Linked DNA regions of Homo sapiens: all the other regions are linked to region 4. A link is a loop called in an ENCODE intact Hi-C map of the cell type or tissue named here. Cell type or tissue: Caco-2. All regions are shown on one strand. Links, peaks and the distances in the headings refer to the core of each region. The heading gives the core; the rest is flanking DNA.

What was found. A loop is a pair of places that touch in the nucleus more often than their neighbours do. Peaks named below come from ENCODE experiments on the same cell type or tissue, not always from the same donor. Only the 100,000 strongest peaks of a DNase experiment are listed, where the experiment ranks them.
Region 1: it touches region 4 in a loop (2.2-fold over the local background); 1 of 110 quality-filtered maps calls a loop at or near these places.
Region 2: a loop joins it to region 4, with 2.5 times the contacts of the local background. A loop is called at or near these places in 1 of 110 quality-filtered maps.
Region 3: it touches region 4 in a loop (11-fold over the local background); 1 of 110 quality-filtered maps calls a loop at or near these places.

Annotation. Positions count from the first base shown.
Region 1 is chr11:19,338,333-19,346,178 of GRCh38, forward strand. It overlaps a transcript of NAV2 not described here. Among named protein-coding and RNA genes, the nearest start is that of E2F8, 100 kb to the left of the region's middle. RefSeq lists an enhancer at 6,961-7,040. In Caco-2, for the core only: a CTCF peak has its summit at 4,257; a DNase peak (open chromatin) is centred at 3,939.
Region 2 is chr11:19,322,706-19,330,551 of GRCh38, forward strand. No RefSeq gene overlaps it. Among named protein-coding and RNA genes, the nearest start is that of E2F8, 86 kb to the left of the region's middle. RefSeq lists an enhancer at 4,327-4,476. In Caco-2, for the core only: no CTCF peak of the experiment used is centred there; no DNase peak of the experiment used is centred there.
Region 3 is chr11:19,521,020-19,528,865 of GRCh38, forward strand. It overlaps NAV2-AS4 (NAV2 antisense RNA 4), which reads right to left and starts at 3,059. Exons shown (of 4, transcript NR_033989.1): 1 at 2,867-3,059. It also overlaps a transcript of NAV2 not described here. In Caco-2, for the core only: no CTCF peak of the experiment used is centred there; DNase peaks (open chromatin) are centred at 3,262, 3,541 and 4,932.
Region 4 is chr11:19,416,629-19,424,474 of GRCh38, forward strand. It overlaps a transcript of NAV2 not described here. Among named protein-coding and RNA genes, the nearest start is that of NAV2-AS5, 87 kb to the right of the region's middle. In Caco-2, for the core only: no CTCF peak of the experiment used is centred there; DNase peaks (open chromatin) are centred at 2,863 and 3,383.

The sequences.
Region 1 (7,846 bases), core at 1,187-6,186, 78 kb before region 4:
ATAAATATTTGTTGGATTTGTTTTACAATTTCAGTTTCGACTCCATTTCCAGTACATATATGACCCCCTTCTTTTTTTTAAGATACCTTGAAAACCAAAACAGCCTACTGAAATAAACTTAGAGCTTGAATCTTGTTACCCATTCCAACCTCCCTGGGAAGTTCCGTTCTGAGGCTCTTCCTCCACATGTGACTCCTCCACAGCCTAACTGACATGCTCATGCCACCCGTGGGTGTTTCACTGCAGGCCTGTTTTATAGCATCCTCCCATGCTCACAGAGGTGCCAGCTCCTAATGGCAAGAAAAACAGAGCCAGCCCACCCTCTGCCTCCACCCCTTGCCAGCTGACAATAAGCTCCCTCCTAGCCACTGTCTATTTCAGATAATGCTACATTGTCTCAACCCATCATCACTTGGGTAATCGGGCTCCTTCCTTCTATTCTAGCTACTCAACCATGGTGGTGCTGAGTAAAGGATGTTAACAGAAATGTTTGAGGAAAAATAAAAACTGCCAGGAGTAGGAGGAAGAGAGAACAAGAATGTCCCAGCCAGTCCATTTCTGCCCTTCCTCCTCCCCACCACAGCCATTCTGCAGATGAGGATACCAAAGTCCAGACAGGAACTGGAAGTGACTTTCACTAAGCCACCCTTCAGTGAAGTTGCAGAAGGGTGGCAATATAAAATAAGGACTGCAGGCTGCCTGAGAAACAGGTACAAGATAGGTGCGGTGATGACTTCTTCAAATACAAATGTCTAACTTTGCTGTTATTGGCATTTATTATTTTCAAGAGTGAAACTTCAGCTGATTCCCAAAGATCCAGAATAAGAGTCATATTTAGTAGGACAACGACAAATTGGTTTTGTGACAGACTATGGAATAGGTCCATCCATTCCTCATGCTGTAGCACCCTGAGGACAAGTTATGCCTGGCTTACTCTCCAATGTGTGTCTAGTGCCAAAACAGTTCCTGGGACAAATTTGTTGGATGAATGAGCCCTGAGTCCCTACTTTGAAAACTTACTATCTGTCCAGATCTATGCTAAGCATTAAGAGGAATAAAAAAGGAGAAATAGATACAGTCTATTCTCTCCTTCAGCTTTTGATCTGGTTGTAAAAGAACTGCTGCAAACTGGCTTTGTGACCAAGGCAAGTTACTCAACCTCTCTGATGCTGTTTCTTCCTCTTATCTCCCTGATAAAATAAAGATAACAGTACCTACCCCACAGAGTTATTGTGAAGCTTAAATGAAGTCAAGCATTTAAAGCTACTGGCATTTAGAGTTGTTCAATAAATTGAAGTTTACAGTTCTATCAGCGTAAAATATTAGCTATACATAATTCGAGTTATTTTTGACAATTGAACTTTTTGGTAGCTCTGGGCTTGTCCCTTAAATTCCATTTAGTCAATTTATTTGAAAAGCTTTCTAGCATACTGAATTTTTTCCTGCTGTATAAAACTTGGCTGAATTCAGAGTCAGCATTATGATGGATTCATGTAATTTAATGAATGGATGAGATGTGTAAGATTGATTGTCCATTCACTAAATGGTCCCAGATCGCCCAGACCTTTTGTTTTGTTTTTCGTAGGTCTATTGGTCTCCTCTCTTGCTGTCAGATTGTTGTCCCTTAATTCTTACAGTTGTCGGGTTTCCCAGTTAGGTAGGGACCTAATTTGTTGTGGGCTTGAAAATGAATTAACTGAACCCATTTAAAGTGTGAGTAAACCAAGGGCATCAGACCCTGAATGAGGACCTGGGAAGGCTATGGTCTTTACCACAAACCTTGGCATCATCTGTTTTGACTTCTCAGAGATTTCCTGATTCTTTGTGTGTTCTCATCAGTGATATGTTAGACAGACATGAAAGTTCTTGGCATATGTAGGCACTCAATAAAATTTATTAAATACATGAATGAAGAAGCAAGAAAGCATAATCATATGTATTTAATATACCATAAACTCAAGTGGTATGTATGAGAGTAAGGGTGAGGTGAGGGAATATAGAGTGAGGTTAGTTTGGCATGTTGGAAGAGACTAATTGAGCTAAGTCTTAAAGGAAGAGAAAGATTTTGGGTGAGGATAAAGTTGACATCATGAAGGGGTATAGGAAAGAGAAAGAGTGGATGTTCCCCTGTCCTTGCTATTCTGATGGGCTTGTTTCTTCCCAGGATGACATGAACAAGATATTTCTAAAGGATTCACTAATCCATCCATCCAAACATTTAATAGGCATCTCATGTGCTTGGTTCATTTCCAGTAGTGGGACATAGGAAAAGAAACAAGAAATAACTTCTGCATTGAGGGAGCTCTCTTTGTGACTCAAGTAAAAAAAATCTAGATATACATGATTTGTTTCCCTCAACCTCCAATCCATTAGAAAGTCTTATTGATTCTGACTCCAAAGTATTCCTCAACTCCATCCATTTGCTACCATCCTGGTCCAGTGGACTTCTTGTCTGAACTATGTAATCACATCCTAAGTGAACTCCCTGCTTCCATCCTTGTCAATCCTCCATGAAGCAGCCAGAGTGATCTATTTAATCATATCAGGTCACTTCCAAACACAGAAACCTCCCATGCTTCTAGCAGCACTTGGAATAAAATCTAGTTGCCTTTCAGTGGGCTCAGGCTCTATATGATCTGGCTCTGCCTACTGTCCAAATCCATCCTGCACTGCTCTTCCCTTCAGTCACTATGCTTCAATTTCATTGACCATCTTTTTGCTCCATGAACACAGCAAGTTTGTAGTTCTGCCATCTGCCTCATGGCCTTTGCACTAGCAGCTGCCTCTTCTGGAATGTTCTTTTCCTTGATCCTGCATGGCTGTATCCTTCTCACCAATCACAGTTTAAATTTCTTCTTCTCAAAGAAGTCACCTGCAACTACCCAAATGAAGGTAGCACCTTGTCATTCTCATACCATCTTATTTTTATTCTCTGCCTAGCTCTAATTATTCTCTCAAATTATCTGGGTTTAATATTTATTTATTTCCCATCTTTTCCCACTGTCACCATGAGAGGCGGGACCTTCCCTACCTGGTTCATTACTCTATCTCAGAATGTTTATTAAGTAATACAATTTATTGCAGGAGTGAGTGAATGATGATTGAATGAATGAGTAGTAAGGGAGATAAATATGAAAAGAGATGATTACAGTATGACATGACAAATGCCGTAAAAGAGATGGGAACAAAGAACTATGGGATTCCAGAGCAGAAGACAACAAATTCTGACAAGTATTTGGGGGGAAAATTCTTAGATTTGGATCCCCAAAGGTAATGAAAGTTCACCAGTCCAAAAAGAAAAAAAAAGGTTGAAAATGCATTTTTCATGTCCTTTCCTGGTCTGCTGGTCAGCTGACTCTGTGTCCAATTCAGAGAGAGCTAAAGACATGACAGAACATTTTCGTACTTAAGATTTCACCTCTGTGATGCCCAGCTCATGTAAGACAGTGTCTAAGCTGAATCTAGTACTGTGTCTGCTTACCAGAATTCTAAGACTGGTTACTTCTTCCTCAAGTCTTCTCAAGATTGGATGGAAGATTTTCCTTAAATTAGTGAAGGAAAGGACATGCTTTAATTTCCTAAAGTGTTTCACATACACTTGCTTCAGATATTCCCCAGCTCTGAAGGAGGGCAACATGGATATTCTTGTTTTGAAGACAAGAAAACTGAGGAGCAGCAGGGGCTCAGTTTTAGGAGTCAGAAGCTACACTGAGTAAGTACTTTTGCCTGTCCTCTTTTTATTGTGTGCTACAAATGTCTGACATTGCTTAACCATTCTAAAGTCCCTTTCTTGTTTGCCACCATTGATTGACCCCCTGACTTGTCCCAAAGGTCAACAACCAATCAGATTCTCTCATGAAAATTTGAACTAAGTTCCAGAGGTTATGAGCAAATTCTATTGGGTGTTTGCACTGAGAGATCCTGATGTAGACACTTAGACTGGCAGTCATATTAGGCCATGAGGAAGGTGAGTAAACAGAAAAGGAGATAAGGTGCATTCCCCCCAGAAGCCATAGAGGGAGTTTCTACAGTCCCTAGGCTTGTGGTTCCATTCTCTGGGAGACCTCGTTATACTCTGATTCCTGTTTTTCAATATCTGAAATTGAAGTAACCCTGTCTTTAGGTGATACTGTCAGGTTTGGGGTTAGGATCCTACATGGGTAATTGGCTATAATTTTAAAAAATAGGTCATCCTTTATTGAGGCAAAAACTGTCCTGCTGTTGGCAGTAGGTGTTAAGGTCTTTGCCACTGCAACTCTCACTTGGGATCACACTATGTGTGTGTGTGTGTGAGAGAGAGAGAGAGGTGGGGGAGGGAGGGAGGGAAGGAGGGAGAGAGAGAGAGAGAGAGAAAATTAGAGAGAGAGAAACAGAGATCAGAATCTCCATGGACAAGGCTCTGCTCTCCTGGCTCCTAGCATGCAGGTGGGGACTAAGGCAAGTGGCATAATGGCAGGAGAGAAAGGTAGCTGTTTTAGAAAAATGTTCCCCAGATTGCCCACCCCTAGTAGGTGAAAAATTGTTGCACAGAGTGTTGGGTTGAAAACATCTATAAAAATAAGACAACACCTACCAGTACTGGGCTTGGGGAAACATATGCACGTGTACCAATGACTTCCAGGCTCATGATCAGGCTACAGATTTGACCACCTGGTTGTGCCTGCTCCTTGGATTTGCCTGGCAAATCATCATCATTCCAGGAAGGGGATGTATGTATTATTCAGGGCTCTCCAGAGAAATAGAACCAATGGAATACACACATATATAGAACTCCTTCTTCCTCGGGACATCCATCTTTTTCTTAAGGCTTTCAATGGATTGGATGAGGCCCACCCATGTTAGGAAGGATAATCTGCTTTACTCAAAGTCTACTGATTTAAATGTTAATTATATCTAATGGAATACTTTCCCCAAAACATCTAGAATGATGTCTGACAAAAAAACAAAAACCAAAAAACCACTGGATACTATAGCCTAGACTAGCTGACACATAAAATTAACCATCACAGGGGCAAAGTGGGCATATTGATAAAAGTCTGTCTCTGTAAGATATATTATTGTTTACAAAGTTTGCGCTCATCCATGATCGCATCAAATCCTTATAACATCTATATGAAGAGGAATATTAACTTCCCTATTTTATAGATGAGCAAATCTAGGTTCAGAGACAAGATTACATTGCTGATGATGGTGGAGAGGGGATTTCAGCCCAAGTTGTCTAACTCAGGTCTGTGTTCTTCTAACTATATCACACTCCTTATGACTGGGTTCATAATGTCACTTCCCTACCATGACCCTACTGATTTTCTTCCTTGCATGAGCTCAGAGAGACTTTCTTGCAAGCCTCTCTGAGCTGACTGGCTCAGAAAGAGCATGGGTTTTATTTTGTAGCTCTGTCTTGTGAGCAGTCTCAATGGGCCCCTCTGGGACAGGGCTCAGGAGTGTAATATATGTGAATGTTTCTGAGTGAGCATGAGCTTCCAGCCCAGCTGCAATTCCCTCACCTCTGCCATCCCCTCATCCTACAGCTGGGCCCCCTTCCTACAACCAGACCTGGAGAGGGATGGTTGGATCTGGCAGAGATCCAGCTGGGTACTGTCTGGTCCTCATCAATCCCTCCTGCTCTGACGCCAGACAAGTGTAGCTCCCTTCCTGAGCCCCAATCTCTTCCTGCATCCCAAATAGGGGCCCGGCAGCAGGATTGGCCTTCTGCTTTGGTGTGTGTCTTGAGCTCCTGTTCTAATGGGGTGTCTGTGTACATAACACCCTGAGAATGCTGGACCCACCTGGTCTTCACCAGACGGTGGTATAGAAAGATCTGCCTGTGGCTATGGACAGGCCCTGCAGCCTGGTGGCCCCTGGAGACTTTGGAAAGGCCAGGACTCTCTCCTGCCAAGACCAATAGGACTTCTTGCTTTCTCACCTTGGGCACCCTGTGTGGTGGGGCAAGTTTTGATTGGATGATAGGATCGGAGGCGGAGTGGAAAGAGAGAAATGTCCACGGTAGTGCCTCTCCAGACATGCCTGGCCTCCCCTTTTACTCTTTGGACCTGACCTTAACTTAGGAGAGGAGAGAACATTTTTTCAGAAGTTCAAGTCTTATTTGCAGTACTGGGTTCCTGATATCCTCTCATGTGGGCACTTACGTACTAGGCCACTCCATGAAAGAGAGATAAGGGACATGGGGAGCACAAGCCTCCCAGATTCCAAAATGGCCCTGGGTAAGCTAAGAAGAATGAATAACTGTCCGGAGATGGGTAACCTTGGGGATAGGATGTGTTGCCCTCTAGGTTACAGAAGGTCTGGCTGTTAGTTGGCCCAGGGATCCTTGTTCTGCGTGTCCAAGAATCACAAACGGGTCTTGACATGGAGGCAGATTTCAGTTCAGTGTTGGAAAGAGCTTGCTGTCAACCAGAGCTCTACAATCAGGAAGGCAATAAGCACCGTCTTGGGAGCTTCAGAGAGCTCCATCCAGAGAGGTGTTTGGACACAGGCTGGACAGCTCCCTGATGGGATCCTGTCCAGGGGATTCCTGGATTTAGTGAGAGGTTGAACCAGGTGCCCGGAGGCATCTTCTGACTCAGGTTGTCCAACGATGCAGGTCTTCCTTAAAGTGTCAGGTGCGTCTGTCCCACAGAAGAAGGGCGTTAGCAGGCATGATTGGCATGTCTCTGCCTGGCAGGTCTGCCATTGAATAGCAGCAGCTCCGGAGAGACCCTCTCTCTTTCTCTGGTCCCCTAGCCTGGGAAAGGGCTCGGGACCCTGGAAGGGGACCGGGGTGGCGAGGCCGCCGATTGGCAGCGAGGCGCCATGTGAACTGCACTGGTTGGCTGGCGGGAGGGAGGAGGAGGCGGTTTCCCGGGTAACGGGAGGGCAAGGAGCGGCTGCAGCGGCAGCGGCCGCGGCTGAGAAGCGCGGGCCGGAGTGCAGTGCGAGACCGGCTGGAGGAGGCGGCTCCGCGAAGCCGGTGTGGGCGCAGGTAGGAACCCCCTATGCTGCCTCCCCCAGGTCGGGTCTGGCTGGACTGCCCGGCGGCGGGACCGGCCTGGGAAAGTTTGCGGTGCAACTGGGTGGGCAAGGAGGAGAGGACTTGGGGATGCTCTGTGCTGAGCTCCGGGGTCCAGAGCAGGGTGGGGACTGCCGTTGGGGAGAGGGCCGGCCCCTCATTGAGAGGCTCGGGGGCCACACCTCTGCTGCGGGACTCTGACCGAGGGCCAGGGCCTCTCAAGCCACCCGGCCGCAGCATAGATACCGGGCGAGCGGACGCATAGCCACCCGTGCGCGATGACGGCCGGCGGGCCCTTGTTCACAGATGCGCTGGGAAACTCTTCCCCAGCAGATGCGGGGCTGGGCGCCCGGCGCAGTGCTCCGAGGCTGCTCTGCGAGCTCGGGGGCGCACTTTCCCGGCCTCCAGCGACACTGCGCACGCCCCTATCCGGAGTGGGTGTGTGTCCCTCTGGGCGTACGTGCCTGAGGCTGTGCCACCTCCTGTGCTTGTTCTTGTGTTTCTGACTGTCTTGTTTGCGTGTCTCTGTGGGTTCCCCTCTGCGTGATTGTGTCTCTGGGTGTATCCCCGCGTCTGGGTCCCTCTGTGTTTGCTGTTGGCATGGGTGTCTGTGAACGCCCTCTCCAGGTTCTTGTGTCTGAATACCGCTATTTGTGGATCCTTCTGTAGGCGTCTCTGTGTTTTCGGTCTGTGTGTCCTCCTCTCTGTGTGCTAGTCTTTAGGTGTATCTATGAGCGCGTGTGTTTTCTGTCTGCGCCTCTGTTTTCTAGCTACGTCTGTCTCCGAATGTAGGTCCAGTACCTGTCTGCGCGGGTCCCTCTGTGGAGGCGTGCTTCCTCG
Region 2 (7,846 bases), core at 1,718-6,717, 93 kb before region 4:
TTCTCTCTGAGTGCTGAAACAGATTTTACTAAATTCATCATCTTTTCCTAATTAAAGGTTTTAGTAAATTTTGAAGAGAAGGAGGGTTTTAAAATATAAAGAGCATAAGAAGGGAGCAAACATCACATTTAATGGTACAATAACAGAGGCCTCACTAGTAAAGATAAGAAAAGTATAAGGACACATACTGTCCCTGGGATTAATCAAGATGGTGTTGGAGTCTTAGCCAAAGCAGTAAGATAAGATAAAGAAATGAGAGATACAAATATTGGAGGGAAAGAGCCAAAGTTATAATTATTTGAGGATGATAAAATTGTTTGGTTGAACTATCTAAGAAGATTGACTTTTAAGAATTTGTACTTAAGGTGCTGAATACAGAATAGTAACCTTCCTATATATTAACATTACCTAGTTAGGCAACTAGGAGAAAAGGTGCTTATAACAAAAATATCTATAAAATATATAAGAATAATTGTAGCTGGAAAATAGAAGAACTAGAAGGAAACTTTGGAGAGTATCTTTTATAATCTTGGTATAGAGAAAACCCTTCTTAGCATATAACAGAGTCTATAATATGTTAAAAAATACTGACAGATTTGACTAGATAAGAATTGTGAATGTCTGTAAAACAAAGACACCGTAAAGAAAGTTCAAAGTTGAGTGACAAACCCAGAGAAAATATTTGCTACTTGTGTAACATAGAAAAGATTTCTATCCAGAATATAAAAGACTTCTACCAATCAATCAAACAAGTTCTAACAACCTGACAGAAAATGGTCAAAAAGTATTGGATTAGCTAAGGATATGTTTGCTAATGTAACAGACAAGCTGCCAAATCTCATTTGAAATACAAAAATAGTTGTTCATTATCACCTGGCAGCTCTTCTCCAACCAGTGATTCAGGAACCCAGGCATTGCATCTTACACACTTAGCTTCCAAGGTCAAAGTGTTCAAACTGAAAATATGGCATGGACCTTGCTCTAAATGGTGCTTGTATTTCAGTAGGGGGAGACAGATTCAAGAAAAAACAGGTAAATTTAAAGAGCAAGAAAATTTCAGAGAATGGTGAGTGCTAAAGGTAAGGAACTTTAAGGTGATCAGCAAAAGTCTTTCTGAGGAGGTGACATCTGAGCTGTGACATTAAGAGCCAGCCATGTGAGAATCTTATGAAATAGCCTTTTAGGCAGTGGAATAGCAATAAAAAAGGCTTTGTGATGGGAATGAACTTGACTTATTTGAGGTGCCCAGAAAATGTTGGTTTGGAGGAGTGAGGAGAGTGGTAGTATCAGATATGGGGGACTTCCATGTTATGTAGGACCTTATAGACAAAGCAAAGGAATTTGATTTTTATTCTGTGTGCAGTGAGAAACCAACATGTCACAGTTTCAGTGGTATCTGCATATTGATGCCAAATCAACACCCCTTCATGTTAAAAACTCTCAATAAACTAGGTATTAAAGGAACATACCTCAAAATAATAAGAGCCATCTATGACAAACCCACAGCCAACATCATACTAAATAAGCAAAAGCTGGAATCATTCCCCTTGAAAACCAGCGCTAGACAAGAATGCCCTCTCTCACCATTCCTGTTCAATATAGTATTCGAAGTCCTGGCCAGAGCAATCAGGCAAGAGAAAGAAATAAAGGGCATCCAAATAGGAAGAGAGGAAGTCAAAGTATCCCTGTTTGCAAATGACATGGCTCTATAAATAGAAAACCCCATACTTTCAGCCCAAAAGCTCCTTAAGCTGATAACTTCAGTGACATCTCCAGAATACAAAATAAATGTACAAAAATCAGTAGCATTCCTATACACCAACAGCTATCAAGCCGATAGCCAAATCAGGAACAAAATCTCATTCACAATTGCCACAAAAGAATAAAATACCTGGGAATACAGCTAACCAAGGAGGCGAAAGATCTCTTCCATAACTACAAAACACTGCTAAAAGAAGTCAGAGATGTCAAACAAATGGATAAACATTGCAATGCTCATGGATACGAAGAACCAATATTGTTAAAATGGCCAGACTGCCGAAAGCAACTTACAAATTCAATACTAATCCTGTAAAACTATCAATGACATTCTTCACAGAACTAGAAAAAACTCTTTTAAACTTCATATGGAACCAAAAAAGAGCCCCAATAACCAAGGCAATCCTAAGCAAAAAGAACAAAGCTAGAGACAACATATTACCTGACTTCAAATTATACTGCAGGGCTACAGTAACCAAAACAGCATGGTACTGGTACAAAAACAGACACACAGACAATTGGAAGAGAATAGGGAGCCCAGAAATAAGGCTGCCCACACTCAACCATTTATCTTTGACAAAGATGACAAAAACAAGTAATGGAGAAAGGACTCCTTATTCAATAAATGGTTCTGAGATAACTGACTAGCCATGTGCAGGAGATTGAATCTGGACCATTTTCTTACACCATATGCAAAATTCAAATTAAGATGGATTAAAGACTTAAATGTAAAACCCAAAACTACAAGAACCCTGGAAGACAACCTAGGCAATACCATTCTGGACATGAGAACAGGCAAAGGTTTCATGACAGATGCCAGAAGCAAATGCAACAAAGCAGAAATTGACAAATGGGATCTAATTAAACTAAAGAGTTTCTGCACAGCAAAAGAAACTAACAACAGAGTAAACAGACAACCTACAGAATAGGAGAAAATATTTTCAAACTATGCATCTGGTTTAATATCCAGCATCTATAAGGAACTTAAACAAATCTATAAGAAATAAAAAACAAATAAACCTGTTAAAAAGTGAGCAAAAGGCATGAACAGACACCTTTCAAAAGAAGACATACATGCGGCCAACAAGCATATGAAAAAAAGCTCAGCACCACTGATCATTAAAGAAATGCAAATCAAAACCACAATGAGATACCATCTCACGCCAGTCAGAATGGCTATTATACGATAGTCAAAAAATAACAGGTGCTGGGGAGGTTGTGGAGGAAAAGGAACATTTATACACTGTGGGTGCAAGTGTAAATTAGTTCAACAATTGTGGAAAACAGAATGGCAATTCCTCAAAGACCTAAAAACAGAACACCATTAAGCCTATCAATCCTATTACTGGGAATATAAATAATTCTATCATAAAGACACATGCACGCGTCGCAGCACTATTCACAATAGCAAAGACATGGAATCAACTTAAATGCCCATCAGTGGTAGACTGGATAAAGAAAATGTGCTACATATATACCATGGAATACTATACAGCCATAAAAATGAATGAGAACATGTCCTTTGCAGGTACATGGATGGAGCTGGAGGCCATTTTCCTTAGCAAACTAATGCAAAAACCGAAAACCAAATACCACATGTTCTCACTTATAAGTGGGAGCTAAATAATGAGAACACATGGACACATAGAGGGGAACAACAGACACTGAGGCCTACCTGAGGGTGGAGGGTGGAAGGAAGGACAGGATCAAGAAAAATAACTAATGGATATCAGGCTTAATACCTGGGTGATGAAATAATCTGTATAGCAGAACCCCATGACACAAGTTTACCTACATAACAAACCTGCACATGTACCCCCGAACTTAAAATAAAAAGAAAAAAGAAAAAAACAAGAAGCAATGAAGACAGCTTTTGAAAATGCTTTCTGGAAGGCATTTTTGAACAAATTTGTGCTAGTTCTCCACCTCCTCTTCAGGCTGAGCTTTGCTGACTGAAGTCATTTGACAAGATTTCAGCAGAGTGGAGTGTGTAAATGTTATGCAGAATGAATTACAGGTCTGGAGACATTCATTTCATTACCCTAGATTCTATTAGCAAAGTTCACTTTATGGAACAGTCCAAAATGATTTATCTAATGCCTGCTTCTTCAGGAATGTTTCAAATCCTGAGCTATAAGTGGTTGTTGAAATTATTAAGAGATGTCCATTTTAGCCACTAGGAGGTATAGTTGTGATTTTGGAATGTGCCTTCAATTTCTTTTTAAAATGCAAACCAGACCATCCAATAGAACACCTAACACAGTACCCAGCCCACAGCCCAGGCTCAGTGCTGATGAAGGAATGCAAATGTCAGTTGTCAGAGAGTCCTCTCTCCCCAGGCCTGCTTTGGATATGCTCCAGGAGAATGGGGCTGTGTCCCCGATACCTACAACAGCTCTTGGCACATGGTAGGCACACAATCAATATCTCTGAATGACTGAGTGGATGAATGATGAGATTTTCCTGCACTTCAGCCACATTTTCACACACAGTGGAGCCATCCATCCATGTGGAACCCTTGGTTTGCCAACACTGCTTTGGAAAAGTGGGCCAAGGATAAGGACTGTTGTCATGGCAGTCTGACACCGCCCATACCTTCAGCCTCTATCCACATCCTCTTCCACCCTCAACCCAGTGCTGTGGCCACTGGCAACTTCCCCCAGGCCTCCTTCTCAAGGCTTTTACAAGTGCTATTCCTCTTTGGGGAGAGGCCTCATCTGTACCCACCCTTGCCTTGACTCACTGATTGGCAAGTTAACTCTTGCTTATCCTTCAGGTTCCAGCTCAGATGTGGCCTCTTCCAGGGTATTTCTCTGACTGCACCCTCTCCCCTCACTGACTACATAAGGTTTCCCTGTCATGTGCTCTTATGTACTGTTTTTCAAAGTGATTATCAATGTTTATAATTTTGTTGTGTAATTATTTTAAGGCAGCATTGTGTAGTGATTAAGAGCAGGAACAAATGCCTGCAGGGTTGAAACTTCAGCTCTGTCATGTGCAAACTGCGTGAACTTGGGCAAGGTATTTCACCTTTCTTTATTCACTTCCTCATTGGTAGACAGGAGACGACACCACTACTCACTTTTAGGGTTACTTGTGACAATTAAATAAGCTAATAAATGTAAATGCCACTTTGAGTTGGCCTTTTTTATTTGACGAGTATGTGTCTCCTGTGCTAGCCCCATGAGGATAGAGTGGGCATTTTACTTGTCATTGTATTCTCATATTTAGTGGTGTCTGGTCTCTGGTAGGCACTCAATAAATTTTTGTGAAATAAATGAAGGAAAAATCACAAACTTTTTTTCAACAAGCCAGGTACAAGACAAGAGGAGGAAGCCTGCTGCAAAGGATGCAAAAGGCCCATGCCTCCAACCTCAGTCTGGCTGTCATTGCTAACGTCACTAAGCCATGGTTGCCAGGCAATTGCTGGGGGAAAAAAGCACTTTCAAAGCCAACTAAGCACCTACTGTGTGACACTGTGTGACAAACTCTCAACAGCATCCAGTCCTGGCCCTGTAGGTCCTCCCGGAATAAAAATTTTCTCAAACCTATATATGTGGCTCTAATGAGATGTGTTAAAATAGAGCAGTGCTTTTCAACTTTTGTATGAAAGCTGCAGGATTTGTTAAAACATAGACTGCTGGCCCCACCCTCAGTAATTCTAATATTGAAGTAACTCTGGGTTGGGATTCAAGAATTTGCATTTCTGACAAGTTCTACTTGCAGCAAATCCTGTTGGTCCAGAGACTACATTTTGAGAACCACTGAAATAGGGGCATGTTCTTGACATGAATGGGGAAGCAGTGTGATTAAATTTGACTCTAGGAGAGTGGTCATAGAGGTGGTGACATTTGAACTGGGCCTAGAAGGATGAGAAGGATTTTTCAGAATAAGGACACAGGTTCCCTGCAGGGCATGAACAAGACGGGGAGAGATGAGCGCCTGTTTGGGAAATGATCTTATGTGGGAAGAGGCAGAGGCTGCCGAGCCTGCAGCATTGTGGGGTCATTCATCCCTTATTCTTGGCCAGCGTGGAGGGAGGTAGCCTGGGGAGAAGATGAACCCAGGAGGGGAAAGGTTAGGCAGGAAGAGCTTAGACTCTTCAGCTTTGTAGTTAGACAGACCTAGACTTGAATCTCGACTTCATCACTTACCACCTGCAGGACTCTCAACAAGTAATTTACTTTTCTCAGCCTCAATTTTCTCACCTGTGAAATGGGACTAGAATAGTCACTGTTTCATAAAATAATCGTGGACTAAATTAGCTAATAGATGTGAATTACTCAGCTTTAGGTTCGGCCCGTAGAGGATACTCTGTAATGGAAGCTATCATCAGTATTAGTCATTAGTATTGGTCAGTCTAATGCAGAAATGACCACACTGAAGATATTTATACATCTGCCTTCCCTACCAGGCTGCGTTCCCTGAGCATGGTCTGTGACACCTCTTCTGGGTACCCCCACTCCCCGCAGAGCCAGAGCCTGGTGAAGCTCAGATGCTCAAGAGATGTGACTCAGGCAGGGATCTCTGCTCCCATGCAGGGCTCTGGTGGTCTGGGAGCAGTGTCAGGGAGCCAGCAGACACTAGGAAGAGAAGCAGGATGAGGAAGCCAGAGAAACTGGAGGAGACTTCTGCCTGTGCCCCAGCATGACCTCAAACAGGTGGCCCAGCCCCAGGAAACTGTAAACCCAAGCCCAACTTCAGGCTGCATGGACTCCTCCCAAGGGAGGAGGGCTTGCCACGGTGCAGCAAATACAGCAGTGAGCAAGACAAATAGTGTCCTGCATTCACGGAGGTCAGGAAAGCTGAAGCAGATGAGAAATCAGGTAGCTTTTCAAGGAGCTCATGGGTAATTATACTAGGACATGTGGGGTGGGAGCACCTGCCCTTGAGAACACTCCTCCTGGCGGAAGGGCTCAGTTCACTTTTGGTGATTTTGGGATAAAGAACAGGGCACATAAGATCCTGCTCTTTCTTTCTTCCATTCTGCAGGGAGTGAGCCTGTCCATGGCAAGCTCCAGCCAGCTCTGCTCCTCCTGCCCTACCTCTTAGGTGACCCCGCTTCCTAGTCTGCATGTCAGCACCCAGAAGCCCTTTTGCCCACAGATATCAGCCACATGTTCTAATATCAACTGTACTGGAAATAAAGGTGAGATTTTGTTCTCCCATCTGCCTTGCTTTTTTTTTTTCTTATTCTTTATTGCATCAGAACTAACACGGAGTAGAAGGGTGCTATTTTGTAGCCCCTCAAACTCTCCAACGAAGGGAGTTAGAAAGGGTTAGGAAGTGCTATTTTAGATAAGGGAGGTGAGAAAGACCTCTATGATGAAGTGACATTTTGGTGGGGAGATCTGAAGGAAGTGAGGGAGAAAGCCTTGTGGGAGAAGAGCACTCTGGGGAGAGGGAGCAGCCTGTGCAAAGGCCTTGAGGCAGGCATTTGTTTAGTGTGTGTGTGGAACAGCAAGGATGGCAATGTGGCTGGAGAATAGTGAAAGCAGAGGGGACGGTTCTCAGGGATTCTTGACTTTCTGTCCCAGGCAGGTATTTGTCTAGATTGGATAATGGGCATAGCACAGCTCATAGAAGGAATAAATGCTTCATTCTGGAAGCCCACAAACTATTGTTTTGAGCAATCTGCAAGTTTCCCCACCCCTGCTTGGTGCCAGGACTCCCCTTTGAGAGCCAAGAGCTGGAGAGATGTGCCAGAAACACAGATTGGAAGATGCATGACATCCCTTGGGAGAGACTGGCTGGAAGGCAAGATCCACAAGACAGAAAGCAGAGATGACCCTCAAGTTGAAAAGCTTGAACCTAGCTGGGTGATTGATTACCAGGAGACCACCCTGATTTTGTTCTCTAATTACGGTGTTTATTTGATGCATCATATTGGGCCTGAAACCCTTAATACCAGCCGGTGCTGTTCAGTGTTACAATGTCCTAATTAAGCTTTGATTTATATGCTAATTTTATTCCAAGTGTGTTCAAAAGGGGAAAAGTTATTAGACTTTATTTTGAGATTACATTTTAATCCTGAGGTCTGCCAGAGAGCACTGTGTTTATTCTGTTGGCTTTTGTTTCCAGGATGTTA
Region 3 (7,846 bases), core at 1,923-6,922, 110 kb after region 4:
GCGCCTGCCTATCTGGTTTATTTGGACCCTGCAAGCCTGCATTTGGGTCCAACAGCCATTTGGCCATGAGGCGGGGCGTGGTGATGGGCCTTGGAACCCAAACACTCCAAGCTGAACCCTGCGTCTCCCCATCTGGAGAGAACTCTTCCACTTGGGTCATTCATAGTGGGTGGCCAGTGGTTGCCACTGGGTTTAGAAGAGTGATTGAGTCACGTGCTACTGCTGGGCAGACCCTCTGAGAGGAGGGTGAGGGGGCTGTGAGGAGACACCAGGCTTCCTCTTGGAGACCATGGACCCAGAGGCCAGTCCCCAAGTCCTAGGTAGCTGTGATCCACAGCAGCAGAGAGCCAAGCTTTGAGGAGCACAGGCTTTAGAATCCACGGCCAAATCGGAGCTGGCTCTCTAAGTGATGGGACATTTAGTTTCTGAGTTTTGGGTAAGATGAAATTAGATAATGTACATAAGTGCTCAGCAATAAAGGATCCAGTTATCGGGGAGGCAGAAGAAAATTCTCACGCCCTGTGCAGCTCACAGTTTCATTCTTGACCTATCTTATGCGTTAGTGGGGATATTTGAGGAGCTCCTTACCCTATCTGCCACTCTGTAATAATAACCAATAATTATATCTGATATCAGTGAGCACTTATTGAAGTCCAAGGGCTTCAGTCTTTTGTGTCTGGTCTTCACAACCACCCTGCACATAGGCCTTCTGAGATCCATTTTCCAGATGAGGAAGCAGGAATCAGAGGGAATAAGTAACGTGCCAACGGTCGCTCCAGCAGAAATGCAAACCCAGGACTGTCCCTCTGCATGGCTCTGGACCCTTCCTTTCTCTTTGGCCACTATCATTCAATCACTTTTGTGAAGAACTGTAGCCAACTACTCTCTCTCCCACCCTCTGCTCTGAGAGGCAGAATTTGGCAGGGGCTAAAACTGGGGTTTTAGAGTTTAGGCAGATGGGTTTGGATCCAGCTCAGTGGCCTACTAGCTGCATGGCTTGGACAGTCATTTGCCCTTTTGGGGCCACATTTTTGTTTGTAAAGTGAGGATAAGGCCTGCTACATAGAGAGGTCACAAGACAGTAAATGAGCTCAAGGACTTGTTGGTGCCCGACATACGCCAGATCCCACTTGCCTTCCTCAAGGATGGCTGTGCCGCTTGGAAGCCACCACACAGCCTCCCTCTTCTGCAGAACAGCAAGAAGGTGGGAGACAGGCTCAAAATGAAGCCACATTGCACCCCTCACAAGGCATTCGCCTCCCTCCATCGTCTCCAAGCCCACCACTGGAGGAGGAGCCCACTGCCTTATTCTTTTTGATAGAGAGAGGAGTGGTCCAGGGAGCATCTGCTTCTGTGTTTACAGGAGTGTGGCCTCCAGAGGTTTCTGATTTTCAGCGATAAACAGCTTAGAGGATGAGGCCCCACACCTTCAAGAGGCTCATAGTGTCAGCAGTAAGGGGCCAGCAACAGTGACCCCGCCTTCTTCCCTCCTCACCAGCCGGGGGTATCCAGAGTGCCCCTGGCCCCTGCTGGAACCCATGAGGCCCTCCTGAGCCTCCTCACCACTGGAGTGCCACTGGTGTGTGTCCAGCCTTCAGATGGTCACTGTCACCCCCACTGGCACCTTGTGGCCAGCATTTGAAGTGTTGGGCATGCCTTTCTTCACTGTGATACAATTTTTCTGCATAGGAGAAAAATCATGACACTTCTGAATAAGGGAGTTGCTGTGTTATTCTGTAGAAGAGAACATGCTCTGTCCAAGCTGTTATTTCACGTCTGTTCTTAAGAATTGTCACTTTAATTCCCCAATGTCAACAGAATCCTGATGGCATGGCTGCCTAGAGCTCAGCGTCCTCCATATACCAGCCCCAACCTACCTCCGGGGTCTTACTTGCAGTTATTATTATTGGGAATAATGATGGCTGTTGATTAAAATGATCATATCATCCACAGTTGAGGACTCACAAGGCATGAGGCCATCTCCTAAGCACTCGACTCATTATCTCACTGGGTTCTCATTGGAGAATTCATCCAGAGGAAGCAGGTGTTAGGTCCCATTTTGCAGTGAGAAGTCTGCAGCCAGGAGAGGGTACCTCACTTGTCCCTGGGCTCCTAGACTTCAAAGCTGAAGCTTGTGCTGCTCTGTTGACCATCACTCCACACCCAAGGCCCCCATCTCCTCCACACGAACTCCCTTCTCCAGTGAAAACCGCCTCCTGCCCGGTCCTCCTGTGTGCCTTTCACATGCCTTCCCCATGCTTGTCAGGCTGTTCCCTTGACCAGGAAAGCCTTGGGGAGCAGCAAGGTGAAATGGATGGGGCACAGGCTCTGGAGTCAGGAACAGTGCATCCCTCCTGTTCCACTTCCCAGCTCCCAAACTATTTAAGCTTTCTGGGCCTCAGTTTCCCTACCTGGAAAATGGGAAGATGTCATGTCATCATTGATTTGGTGAGGCAACATACACAAAACATCTGGGTGGTGGCACTGGCTCACCTGTTGAAGTTCTGCCTGAAGCTGGAGGCCCAGTTCTGCTTCCTCTAGAGCGAGGCCTTCTCTGACTAACTCAGTCTGGTGACATTTCTTCTTCTTCCGAGCCACTCTTCTTCTTTCTCCTCTAGGAAGTCCATGTGCCATGAGGGCAAGGGCCCCCACATTGACTTAATGCCATCGTTTGCACATTGCAAGAGCTTGATCAAGGTTTGCAAAGCAATTGCTCTTCAGGACTCGTCACCATCTGCACCCCACCTTCTTCTCCAGCATCCTCACTCTCTATACCCCAGTGTCTTCACTCTTCACCTCCCATCGCCCACTCTGAGCCTCCTGTATCTGACTCCCTGTGTCCCCAGACACTGAAGTTCTCTCTTACCTCCTGGCCTCTCTGTTTATAATGCCTTCCTTCACTTCTTTCCCTGGGTAGCTTCTGGTCTTCCTTTAAGATTTAGCCCAGGTGTTTTCTCCTCCTTCAGGAAGTCTTCCAGATACTCCAGGCTGGTTAGATACTCCTCCTCTCTGTTCCCACAGCCTCTGACTTCTCTCTTAGCACTTGTCAACCTGTATTTGTCCTGTTTGTTCACCTCTCTATCTCCCCTGGTAGGATATGATCCCCTGAGGGTAGGGACCCTGTTGTTGTCATCTCTGGAGCCCTGGCATTTGACATGGTGGCCACGACCAAGCCAGTATTTGTTGAGTAGATGGATGACTGGAGGAATGAGCACCTAGCTGAAAAATTCTGCACATCTGCCACTTGGAGTATCTGCTGGTTGGGTTATGCAACGTCTGTGTGTGTGATGTCACTTGGCCACCTTTACCTTTGCATCCAAGAGACTGTGCTAGCTTGTCAGGGAATGGGACACAGTACTACAGAGCTGTGTGTAAATCTGCATGTGCGTTTCGTGCCTCCAGTTCAAACCTTGTTCATTAGCACAGCAATTAACAGCAGAGCCTAATGACAGATGGCCCGGCTCTGCACCTGAACCCCTGGCTCCTTGGCAGGCTTGGAGCAGGGCAGGCACGTCTGGCATGGTTGATGTTTTCATTGATCTAGTGAGTTCAGCTCCCAGGGCTGCCGGCTATGGAGACAGTGAGCTGACGTCAGTACTGGCTTTGGTGGGGGGCTGGGCCTAAAAGGGCCAGGCTTGTAACAGACTCTTGGAAAGCTTGCAGAAGTTTGGGGACTTTATTGTTTTTATCTTTTTTTAAGATATTAATTTCACATTGGGAAGTCCCAGCACCCCACTCTCAAATTTTCCTAAGCTCTAAGGACTTCCCTAGGAGATGGTGTCTCTTTCCTGCTAATTCTTTACAAGCTTCTAGGCTTTCTACAATTGTTATTTAGGATTGTGATATCCAGGCCCTTTGACTTCAGCTAACAGACACAGCTTCGTGTTTAGAGTGGCATATAAGATCAGTGTTGTGTAAACACAATTATATTTAGCAAGTTTGGAGATGTGGGGTTTTTTTCTTCCTGTTAATCCCGGGTTTGAAATGGCTTCCTAGTTATTACCCTGTGAATGTCATTCATTTCTCCATAAAAGAAATATCAAATTTGTGTTCAAATAGTTGTCTGGGTCATAAATTCAAGCTAAAGTGCAGTGTGTCCTAAGCCATAGCAGATTTCACAGAACTGGAGTTCATTAGAGCTAGAAAGGATCTTACTGTCCAACCTGTGTCATTGACAGATGGGGAAACTGGGCCCCAGAGAGGTGCACTGATTTGCCCAAGGACACATGGCAAGTAGGTGGCAGAGCTGAAGCCACGTGTTGGTCTCCAGTGGCCCCTTTCCTACACCATGTTTCAGATCATCAGAAATGCTCAGGCTTTGCTGTGTGCCAATCCCAAACCACTCTAGAATGAATTTCTTAAGTGGTGTTGGATATGCTTCCTTGAGCCTGCCACCAAACTTGGTCTGAGTGAAATAGAAGAGGGGGTGCAGGCAGAGGAAGTGAGGACTGCGGTCTGTCGTTAGTGATGTGGAAACCACGCATCTTCTTTACGAAGGTGTTGACAAGTCTGTGTGCCCAGGGAGCCACGCAGGGGAAGAAGGTTAGAAGGCTGGGTAGTCCCTGAGGTAGGAAGCAACTTCAGCGAGAACCTGCCCATCTTTGCAAAGTGGGCACTTCTCTCAGTGAGGGGGTTGCAGGCAAAACTGCGGGGATAGTCTTGTTCCCACAGAAGAAGTGGTTGGAGAAATACCTATCACATCGTGGAACAGTGCCCTCATTCTGCATTTTCTTATCTAGGAGACAAAAAATGCCTCCTGGAGATAACCTACCTGCCCTCCCTTCCTTTGAGGAAGTTTAACCTTTCTCCCTCATTGATATGGAATCCCAGGTATTTATCTGATGACCTGCTGAGATTGGTAGTTCAGAAAAACCAGTCTTCAGGCTTAGGGGAAGCTGGACGTGTATCCTAGGGTGGAGGCCCAGGTCTCGGGGACAGGTCCCACCTCTCCTGATAATGTTCCCCGCCTCCCTGTCAGGAGGTGCAAAGGTTTGGGTGGGCATTGTGAAATGTTGCCCCAGAAGAAGGTTTCCTTCTCTTTCAGCATCATGCTGAGAGGTCCACACATGGCCCTACTGCCACAGTGTCACGAAGGCAGACCTGTCCTTTCTGCCTTGTCTTTTTAAAAAAATCACCCCAGGGCCATTACAGCTCCTCCTGGTTCCTGATTCACTGTGTTTTAATCAAGCATAACTCTTAGAATGAGCAGAACATGACTTCATTTTTGTCTCTCAGTGTTTTCTTCTCCCCTGCAGTGAAAACTCAAAGAGGCCCCACAATGTTTTCGTCCTCTGTTAGGTAATATCTTGCATAACTTGAAGTCACAAAACACAGCCTCAGTTCTGTAATTGGAATTCCCAGTCCTGTGTGCTAATTCCAACTCTGCATTTGAATTGGAGATCAATCTTCTCCCCTTCTCTTTCTAAAGTCAGCTTCAGAGTCAGCCTTGTCTCGGGGGAATGAATATGATTGGCCTCTTATCTCTTTCTCTGTTCTTTTTTCACCCATTGTTTACTCACTGCACACTCCAGGATTGGATGAAGAAGAAGGGGAAAAGAGGGAAAGACAGTTCTTACTTGCCTGGTGTGCTTGTGCTTATTGGCAGACATTTAAAACCCACTCTGCAGTAGAGGTCTTTCCCACTTTCTCAGAGTCCCCAGGATGGCTGGGGAAGCTCTCCTACAGTCCCCTGACCTGGCTGATTGCACTTGATCATGAGGCCACCACTGGCTTGGCAACCCCTTAGGAAATCTGAAGTTCATTCCAGCTTTCTGCTGAGGTCCATTACTTCCCTGGGCCAACTTTCTGTTACACAAAGTCCATATCTGGAAAATACCATTTTTGTACCCACAGACCTTGGGAGTAAGGTAGTGGTAATTCTTCTTCATCCCAGCTTTCCTTCTCAGGCCAACATTCCTGAGGACATCCTAGGTCCCTGGGGTTCATGGCTCCTTGGCTGCTGCTGGGGAGGGAGAGTTGGTTTATTTCTCCATGCTATGGCATCTTTCTCCAACCCTCCCACCCCCACCATCTCTATTGTTTATCTCTCTTGATATGGTTTGGCTGTGTCCCCATCCAAATCTCGTCTTGAATTGTAGCTCTCATAATTCCCACGTGTTGTGGGAGGGACCTTGTGGGAGATAACTGAATCATGAGGGCAGTTTCCCCCATACTGTTCTCATGGTAATGAATAAGTCTCACGAGATCTGATGGTTTTATAAAGGGTTTCCCCTTTTGCGTGACTCTCATTCTCTGTAGTCTGCTGCCATGTAAGATGTACCTTTTGCCTTCTGTCACGATTATGAGGCCTCCCCAGCCATGTGGAAATGTGAGTCCATTAAACCCCTTTTTCTTTATAAATTACCCAGTCTCAGGTGTGTCTTTGTCAGCAGCATGAAAATTGACTAATTCATTGCTCTTTCTCTCTCTCCATCTTTCATTATCTCCCAGCCGATAGCCACACTCCCTTGCCTTTAACTTTCCCAAGTCTGTATCAGGCACCAGTCCAATGAGCTTCAACTTTCCAGTGGACAGACATCAGGCTCTCCAGCCCATTGAAACTGCTTTTCCTAGCCTGGACATGGTAGCACCAGCCCCACCCCCACCCCGTCCACTCAGCAACTCTCTCCGCATCCAGCACTCTCTTGAATTTATCAGATGCCAATCATGAACTTCTGCAGCTTGATCTCTCACAGTATTTTGCAAAGTATATGATGTCTTTTTGTCTGTCTTAGGGTCCACACACTTGGAATGCACTCTGACTTAGGCTCTTGATTTGCATCTGGGGTGGTCCCTTCTGACTGGTCAAGCCCACCTCCCACCAGCACTCCTACAGAGGGGAATTCTACAGACCTCCCTGCCACTTCCCTGTGGGGTTGAGGGTGCAGCCAAGTCACAAGGAGATAGCTCCCTGCCCTGACACACACACACACACACACACACACACACACACAATCCTGGGAATCAGGCTGCAATTGTTTCTCTTAACAAATGGTAGGGACATGGCAGTGGGGAAGTTTTCCCAGAGCTTTGTGAAATCAAGCCACGTTCCCTGCTGTGTGGTACATGGCAGGCATGAAGGATTAATAATTTTTGTATCGAGGAAACATAGCACACTCCCAGTGCTTCTTCTCCCACCCCAGTTTCATGTTTTTAATCTGGGAGGGGACCATGGAGGGACAAAGGGAAAAGAAAAATGGTAGCAGAAAAGGAGGTGGTTTGAGGAAGATCTTTTGCATAAATCTGCTGTAAATCAGCCATCATGGACCCTGGGCAGTTCTTTTCATGACCTTCTGGTCTTTGCCTTCCCTCATCCCCAGTAATTTTTAGTGAGAAGGAGCATTTTGCAGTTTAGGGACACTGCTGAGAGAACAGTGCGCCATGTCTCTTATTTTTCATCCTTTACTGAAACTGCAGGTGAGTCCATTTCTCATACACACTGTCTGACTTCCAAAGACCTGAAACCCCATCACCTCACTGCCAAAACAGGGATGGACTCCGGCAGGTGGGCAGAGGCGGCTGGAAGGCATTTGCCAGCTCCCTTCCAAAATGAAGCTAGCTTTCCTTTAGCCTTCAGGCTGCCAAGTAAAAAGTCTATAAAACAGTGGTTCCCATTTTTTAAGAATGGGAAGGCCGGGCACGGTGGCTTATGCCTGTAATCCCAGCGCTTTGGGAGGCTGAGATGGGCAGATCACGAGGTCAAGAGATCGAAACCATCCTGGCCAATATGGTGAAACCCTGTCTCTACTAAAAATACAGAAATTAGCCTGGTGTGATGATGCACACTTGTAGTCCCAGCTACTCGGGAGGCTGAGGAAGGAGAATCACTTGAACTCGGGAGGTGGAG
Region 4 (7,846 bases), core at 917-5,916:
GTACAGCCAAGACAATCCTAAGCAAAAAGAACAAAGCTGGAGGCATCACATTACCTGACTTCAAACTATATTACAAGGCTACAATAACCGAAACAGCAAGGTACTGGGACCAAACAGATATATAGACCAATGGAACAGAACAGAGGCCTCAGAAATAGTGCCACACATCTACAACCACCTGATCTTTGACAAACCTGACAAAAACAAGCAATGGGGAAAGGATTCCCTATTTAATAAATGGTGTTGGGAAAACTGGCTAGCCATATGCAGAAAACTGAAACTGTACCGCTTCCTTACACCTTATACAAACATTAACTCAAGGTGGATTAAAGACTTAAACGTAAGATCTAAAACCATAAAAACTCTGGAAGAAAACCTAGGCAATACCATTCAGGATGTAGGCGTGGGCAAAGACTTCATGACTAAAACAGCAAAAGCAATGGCAAGAAAAGCCACAATTGACCAATGGGATCTAATTAAACTAAAGAGCTTCTGCACAGCAAAAGGAACTATCATCAGAATGAACAGGCAACCTACAGAATGGGAGAAAATTTTTGCGATCTATCCGTCTGACAAAGGGCTAGTGTCCAGAATCTATAAGGAACTTCAACAAATTTACCAGAAAAAAACACAACCCCATCAAAAAGTGGGCAAAGGATATGAACAGACACTTCTCAAAAGAAGACATTTATGTGGCCAAAAAACACATGGAAAAAAGCTCATCATCACTGATAATTAGAGAAATGCAAATCAAAATCACAATGAGATACCATCCCATGCCAATTGGAATTGTGATCATTAAAGAGTCAGGAAACAACAGATGCTGGAGAGGATGTGGAGAAATAGGAACACTTTTACACTGTTGGTGGGATTGTAAATTAGTTCAATCATTATGGAAGGCAGTGCGGTGATTCCTCAAGGATCTAGAACAAGAAATACCATCTGATCCAACAATCCCATTACTGGGTATATACCCAAAGGATTGTAAATCATTCTACTATAAAGACACATGCACACGCATGTTTATTGCAGCACTATTCACAATAGCAAAGACTTGGAAATAGCAAAGACTTGGAACCAACCCAAATGCCGACTGGATAAAGACAACGTGACACATATACACCATGGAATACTGGGTAAATAATGGAACACTATGCAGCCATAAAAAAGGATGAGTTCATGTCCTTTTCAGGGACATGGATGAAGCTGGAAACCATCATTCTTGGTAAACTAACACAGGAGCAAAAAACCAAACACCACATGTTCTCACTTATAGTGGGAGTCGAAAAACGAGAACACATGGACCTGGGGAGGGGAATATCACACACTGGGGCCTGTCAGGGGATGGGCGTCTAGGGGAGGGATAGCATTAACAGAAATACCTAATGTAGATGATGGGTTGATGGGTCCAGCAAACCATCATGGCATGTGTATACCTATGTAACAAACCTGCATGTTCTGCACATGTATCTCAGAACTCAAATTATGAAAAACAACAAAACAAAAGGGTGTCTTCTCTATGACTTTCTGACTTTCTGGCATCAAGATAGTACAAGCAAACAGTCTATCACTCAATCAACCTCTCAATCTGTCAGTGTTCATTGAGAGCCTCCTATTTGACAGGCTGAATGATAGGGGCTGAGAGTGAGCTATGAACAAGTTCTACATTGCATCTGCTTTCAGGAAACCTACAGTCTAGGAGGGAGGCTAGACACTGAGAGAAGAATTACTAAATGGGATGAGCATTTCCAGAGGGGAACATGCAGGTGGTGTGAGGCTTACAGCCCAGAGATGCCTTCTCACCTTGGGCTTGGATGAGTGTTCACTGAAAACATGTTTTCTAAGCTGAAACTCTTATTCAAGGATGAACAGAATTTGGGAGATGAAGGACAGGGAAAAGGCATTCCAGACAGAGCGATCAGCATGTGTAATCACATCTTACCAGCATATGATGGTAGGAGAGCGTAGGGGCACATTTAAGGAACTGAAAGACCTGTGGATCTGAAGCAAAATAAGCCAAGGGGAGAATGGATTGAGACGGGGTTGGAAAAAGAGGCAGCAGCCAGATCATAGAAGGTTTGGCAGATGATCAAAATGGCTTGGGGCATTTTTCTAAGGGTCGTCCAAAGCCATTGAAGGGCTTGTGGTGGTGGGGTGTTGTGATCAGAGTTGCATCTGCTATATAGCTGGGTGGCCAGAGTGGAGTCAGGGAGACCGGTTAGGCTATAGTGGGAGTCCAGGTAGGAGGATGATGGGCTCATCTCTGGTAGTGGCAGTAAGGAGTGATAGCAGGGCATGGATTCCAGACATAGATGACCTGTAGGCTTAGTTAAGGGTATTTGGGAGGTAAGGGAGGAGGCAAGGATAACAGTAGTGAGTGCAGTAATAGGGACTCAAGGAGGGTATACAGACCTGTATATATGTGATGAGATGTATGCCTTGAGTCTGGGAGCTGAGCCCTGGAGATTCAAGGGTCAGTGGCACTGGGGGGCTGGCACTGTGCTGGAGTTTGGGTGCCTTCCCTTTCTTTCATGGCCCCTGCCTGCAAGTAGCTCACCTTCTATGAACTGTATTTTGCTCATCTTTGTTGTTGAAATGCTGTTTCACAATTATTTGCTCTTTCAAAAACATGTGACTTTCTTACTATCTTTAGAGGAGAGGCACTGCAGGTGAGCCTCATCAAAAGCACTTGCAGAAATCCATCATGAGCCAATTAGAAAACTTAGGAAACATGTCTGATATGGAGGAATCTCATGAATATGATTCTCCTGGCAATGCAGGCAGAACTTTTTTCCAGCAGCGTGCATACCTCAGGACAGCTGAGGAGGAGGTTGCTGCAGCAATCGACTGCTCCTCCCTTTCTGCGCTTTGCTTGGCATGAGAAAGGAACCGTGGCAGGTGGGGCTTCGAGACCCGCTTCTCAGTCTGATGTGAAGACGTGGGGAATGATAGAAATGCATATTCCAAATTCTTTTCATTTCCTTGTAGACAGGATTGAGCAAGGATCTTCCATTTGTTTACACACTTGGTGAGTGAGTAAACCACTCACACGCTTAGAAACAAACCAGTCCACCATAATGAAACTGGAAGGAACATCAGAGATCCTGCAGTTCAACAGATGCTTCTGAGAAATGGAGAAGAAGTGAATTAAGAGTCAGTTTAAACTCAGTGAAAGGAAACTGAACTGGAATCAGAAGAAGGTAGGCCTGAAGTTTGCGTCGGGTACATACTTGGAAAGTTATGTAAGCTCTTGAGAATAATTCCTTCCTTGCCTGCCTTTGGCAGTTTGCTGTGAGGGTGAGATGAACGAATGAGCAAAGCCCTGGGTCAGGGCTTTGTAAATAGCAGTGGCAGTTCTTTCCTAATGGCATTGCATCAGTAGCTGGAGAGCAAGCAGTAAGGTGAGGTCCTCTGAGTCAGTCTACTACGCCCACGTTACTGTCTTTAAAAGTTACATTGACCTATGGGCGGTTGTGTTTTTCCCATGTCACTGTCTTTAGAAGTGATGTTGACCTATGGACTGTTGTGTTTCTCCCATGTCACTGTCTTTAGTAGTGACGTTAGCCTATGGGCTGTTGTGCAGTTTGGAAAAAAACAAAATATGGGTGACTTATATGCACACTAGAATGGCTAATTAAAAAGATAAAAAAATGCCAGGTGTTGGCAAGGATATGGAACAACTGAAAGTTGCACACACTGTTGGTGGGAGTGAAAATTGGTGTGACTGATATGAAAAACTGTCAGTATCCACTAACCTAAACATGTCTGTATACTATGACTGAGTTATTCCATTCCTAGGTACACACCCAAAAGAAATGAAGGCAAAAGTAATCTGCTAGAATGTTCATAGCAACATTACTTAGCCAAAATCTGAGTAGTATTCATATACTCATTAAAGATAGAATGAAGTCTGTTTATACAGTGGACTACTACACATCAATGAGAACAAACTAAGCTACATGCAACAGTATGGATCAATCTTGCAGACATAATGTTGAACAAAAGAAGCCAGACACAAGACTCCATACGTACGATTTCACTTCTATAAAGTTCCAAATAGGCAAAACCAATATCAGGTATTAGGTATTAAGATAATGTTTACCCTTGGAGCAAGAGCGTGACCATAATAGAATGGAGCATGAGGGGGCTTCTAGGATGAAGTTGATGTTTTATTTCTTTTTCTGGGTGCAGTTCAGTATTTGAAAATTCATTGAGCTGTACACTTATGAATTATGCATTGTCCTGTCTTCTGTTATGCTTCAATTAAAAGCTAAGCTAACAAGGAAAACAAAACAGAACTCAAGGGTGACCTCCACGGTGCATGGCAGGGTGCTAGGTGGGCCTGCCCTCCTCCCCACAGCCTGCCATAACTAGATCTCTGAGGATGTTGCTGCCTCTGAAGGTGTTAAGCAGCTGCTCTCTCTAGCCTTGTACTGTGGGACGCCTGGCCTTGGCTTTGATGCTGTGGCTGCTGGTGGAGGGGTCATAGTCGATGGACCTGCCTTTCCCTTCTCTCCATCTCTTCATGTTCACCTGCCCCAAGCCCTCCAGCCCTCTCAGCTGCATCCCAAATGGAAGCCATGCTTCCCTGGGTCCTCAGAGCTCAACTCTGCCTCCTTTGCCCACCTGCTGCAGTCCAGGTTCCCATCACACAGCTGCCTCTGTACTAGCCCAGCATCCATCACAGAGGACCAGAGTGCGCAGCTGGAAGATGACCTGGCTCTAAGGCGTGCATGCTCACATGTGTCCATGCTGGGGGAAGGGCCGAGACTCACAGAGCATTTCCTAACAGAAGGCTCACATGCTCCAAGGTGTCACTTGGATGAACAGTTTATAATTTAATTGTTATCAATTTATTTTGTTGCATATAAGGAAGGAATATAATCAGTGCACTAAACCCTTGATATTATGTATATTATTGCTTAGGAGGATATTAACTTTTTAAAAATTAGTTGATTTAAATTTGATCTAAAGACAAACATTAAGTATTAGCATATGTGATATGAGGATATGGCAAAAATCATGGAGGTGGAAATTTGGAAAACTGAGGCTGGAAATGGTGGGAGAAACAACATAATGATTCTAATTCCTAACACTGATGACTTGAGAGCCCATGAAGTGCCTTAAGAGAGAGGCTTTTTTTTTTTTTTTTTTTTTTTGCCCAAGCATGAGAAGTTAAGATAATGACCATGACCATTAACCCTTATTACAAATGAAGGAGCAGAGCCCCTGAGGGGCAGTGGTGAGAATACAGGGCTTCAAAGCCAGGCCAGCCTGGAATCACATCCTGACTCCTCATTTTCTTGCTGTGTGACACTGTACAAGTCACCTAGTGTCTCTGAGCAACAGGTTTCTTACCTGTAACGAAAAGCTTTATACCTGCATCATGGGGTTGTTATAAGGCTTAGAAGAGATGTTCAAGCCCAAGAGCCTGTCAGTCTCCTACCCTAGAGAGAGGAGGGGACTTGCATAAGGTCACACACAGAGGCAGATCCAGGCCTGCAACTCAAGACTCACTGCTCCTAGCCCATGCTCTTTCTCTGAGGAGCCATCCCTCATGCTGCTCTGTGAGTCCTTGTTCCAGTGACACAGTGCCAGTCTGGGGGGCGGGGAGCGGGTGGAAATCACGCCTTGGTACGTGGTGGTTTACTCTCATCTCTGCTGGGCTGATCCAGCTGCTGATGGTGAGAGAACCAGTGCTTTTAAGAGGCCTTCATGCGTGATCCCATGGAACAGTGAGTTCAGTCTGGCCAGCCTCATAGGCTGCCAGCCAGTAGGGAGACCCCCACGGCCCTGAAGAGCAATTAGGGGCTGAAAGAAAGGGAAGGAATGCCTCTGTGACGCCAAACCCAGCAGAGCGTGGCTGGTCTGCACAGGATTGTGGGTTGGGTAGGAGCTGGAGAGCCTGATTCCTGTCCCAACAGGAAGCCGCCCATAAGGCCCTTCTGCGGCTGAGCATACAGGAGAGGCCTCTCTCTCTCTGTTGTTCTGCGCACTGGCCAGAAACTGCTAGGTCTGGAGTCCAGCCTGTTCTGCATGGCAACAATTACACAGAAGATTACATTGGAATCGTCTGGCCTTGTAGGAATTACCCAGATAGTTACAGTGCCTGTGAAAGTCTTCCCTTTCATTCCTGTTCTCTCCATCACTCTTTCTTCCTATGCCTGCTCTTTCTCTCCATCCCTCTCCCCTTCTGCCATTCATTGATCCATTGATTCAAGAGGCATGTGGCACATCAGGGGCTTGAGGCAGACAGGCCTGAGTGTGAGCTTGTCTTCTCCTTTTAATATCAGGTGGATGAGACTTCCTCTCTCTTGGCCATTGTTGTAAATCTAAAAGAGTCAAAAACTGTGGTCAAGTTACTTAACCCTTGTGAGCCTCAGTTTTCCTATCTGTGATTTCAACTGTTTCACAAGGTTATAATATTTAAATTATAATATATGCAGGATATTTACCTCAGTGCCTGACACACAGTAAATACTCATTTGTATTTTTTAAAAGATGGGATATAGGCAACTTCATATGGTTTATCCATTATTTTGGTAGCTTCAGCAAAGCTGCCATACCAAATCTCTTTGAGCTTTTGTATCTTTAACCTTTATACAGTGACAGTGTCTACCTTATAGAGCTGTTGTATAGATTAAATGAGCTAATATGTGTAAAGTGCTACTGGTAAGCACCCAACCACTGGTGGCTATTTTTGTTCATTCATTCATTCTACAGATGGTCATGGACTAAGAACCGTGTGCTAGGCCATGTGTGAGGTGCTGGGAGTAGAGAGATGGGTCAAAAAGCTCTCACCTTCAAAAATTTACTGTCCTGTAGGGTTCAGAGGTAAGAGGCTTGAGAATATTCTGTTATGGGGAAAGCAGTGAAGCTTCCAAACTGCTGGACTGAAACTTAGCATCTTAAGTGGGGAGAGCATTTATTGAGCATCTACTCTGTACCATGTACAACACACATGTTATTTCATTGAGCTCTTGACATTCCTCTAAGGCAAGTACGATGTGAGGAAACAGTGGCTCAGAGATTGAAAGTGGCTTGCCAATGTCTATCTAACTGGGTTTCATTATCTTTTACTCTACACAGCTACTTCAGGGAGCAGAGAGGTAGAAATCAGATTGATCTGACTGTCAGGAGTTTCTTCTCACTGAGTCACCCATGAGTTGGTAGAGATATTTGGGGCCAGGGGAGACTTCTGACAGGTTTAGCCTTTTTGCTTGGGACGGGCCATCTGTGATTGAGAAATAACTAGGAAGTTCTCTAGGAGCTGAGGCATGAGCTGAGAATCGTAGAATAATAGTATGAAATCTCTTTAGATCCAAGCCCACTCCCCAAAGATGACATGTTAATGAAGGATCCCAGAAAACCACAGGGTCCCCATTTCCTTTGAAAGGGAGTGAACTGAAATGGAGTTGTATGCTGCACTGTGATAAACTAATGCTCTTAGAATTTTAGCTATTCTTTGTATGAGCTGCTTTGGCAGGGAAATTAGATATGCGGAATTTTGAGCTCTGGCCTTATTCAATTTTTAATTAATTTTTGTGTAATAAGCTGTAAGCACATTAATATCAATGAGATACTTTCTGCACGGTGGCTAATATACAGCTTTAAGGAGCCATGGGTATTGTTTTCCCCTTTATTTGTGTTGAATAAAGATTACTAGTTCTCTAAGTATTATTTGCTGCTTCCTAGAGGCATGGGGAGGCTGTAAGAGAGGAATTAAATATTTCCAGAAGGTTGGGCTGAAATGCTGTCAGAGATATTTCTTTGAGGGCCAAGAGAAGAGCACTATGTGTGGCATTCATCAAAGATTTGACTGTCGAAATTAAAGGTTCCTCCACAT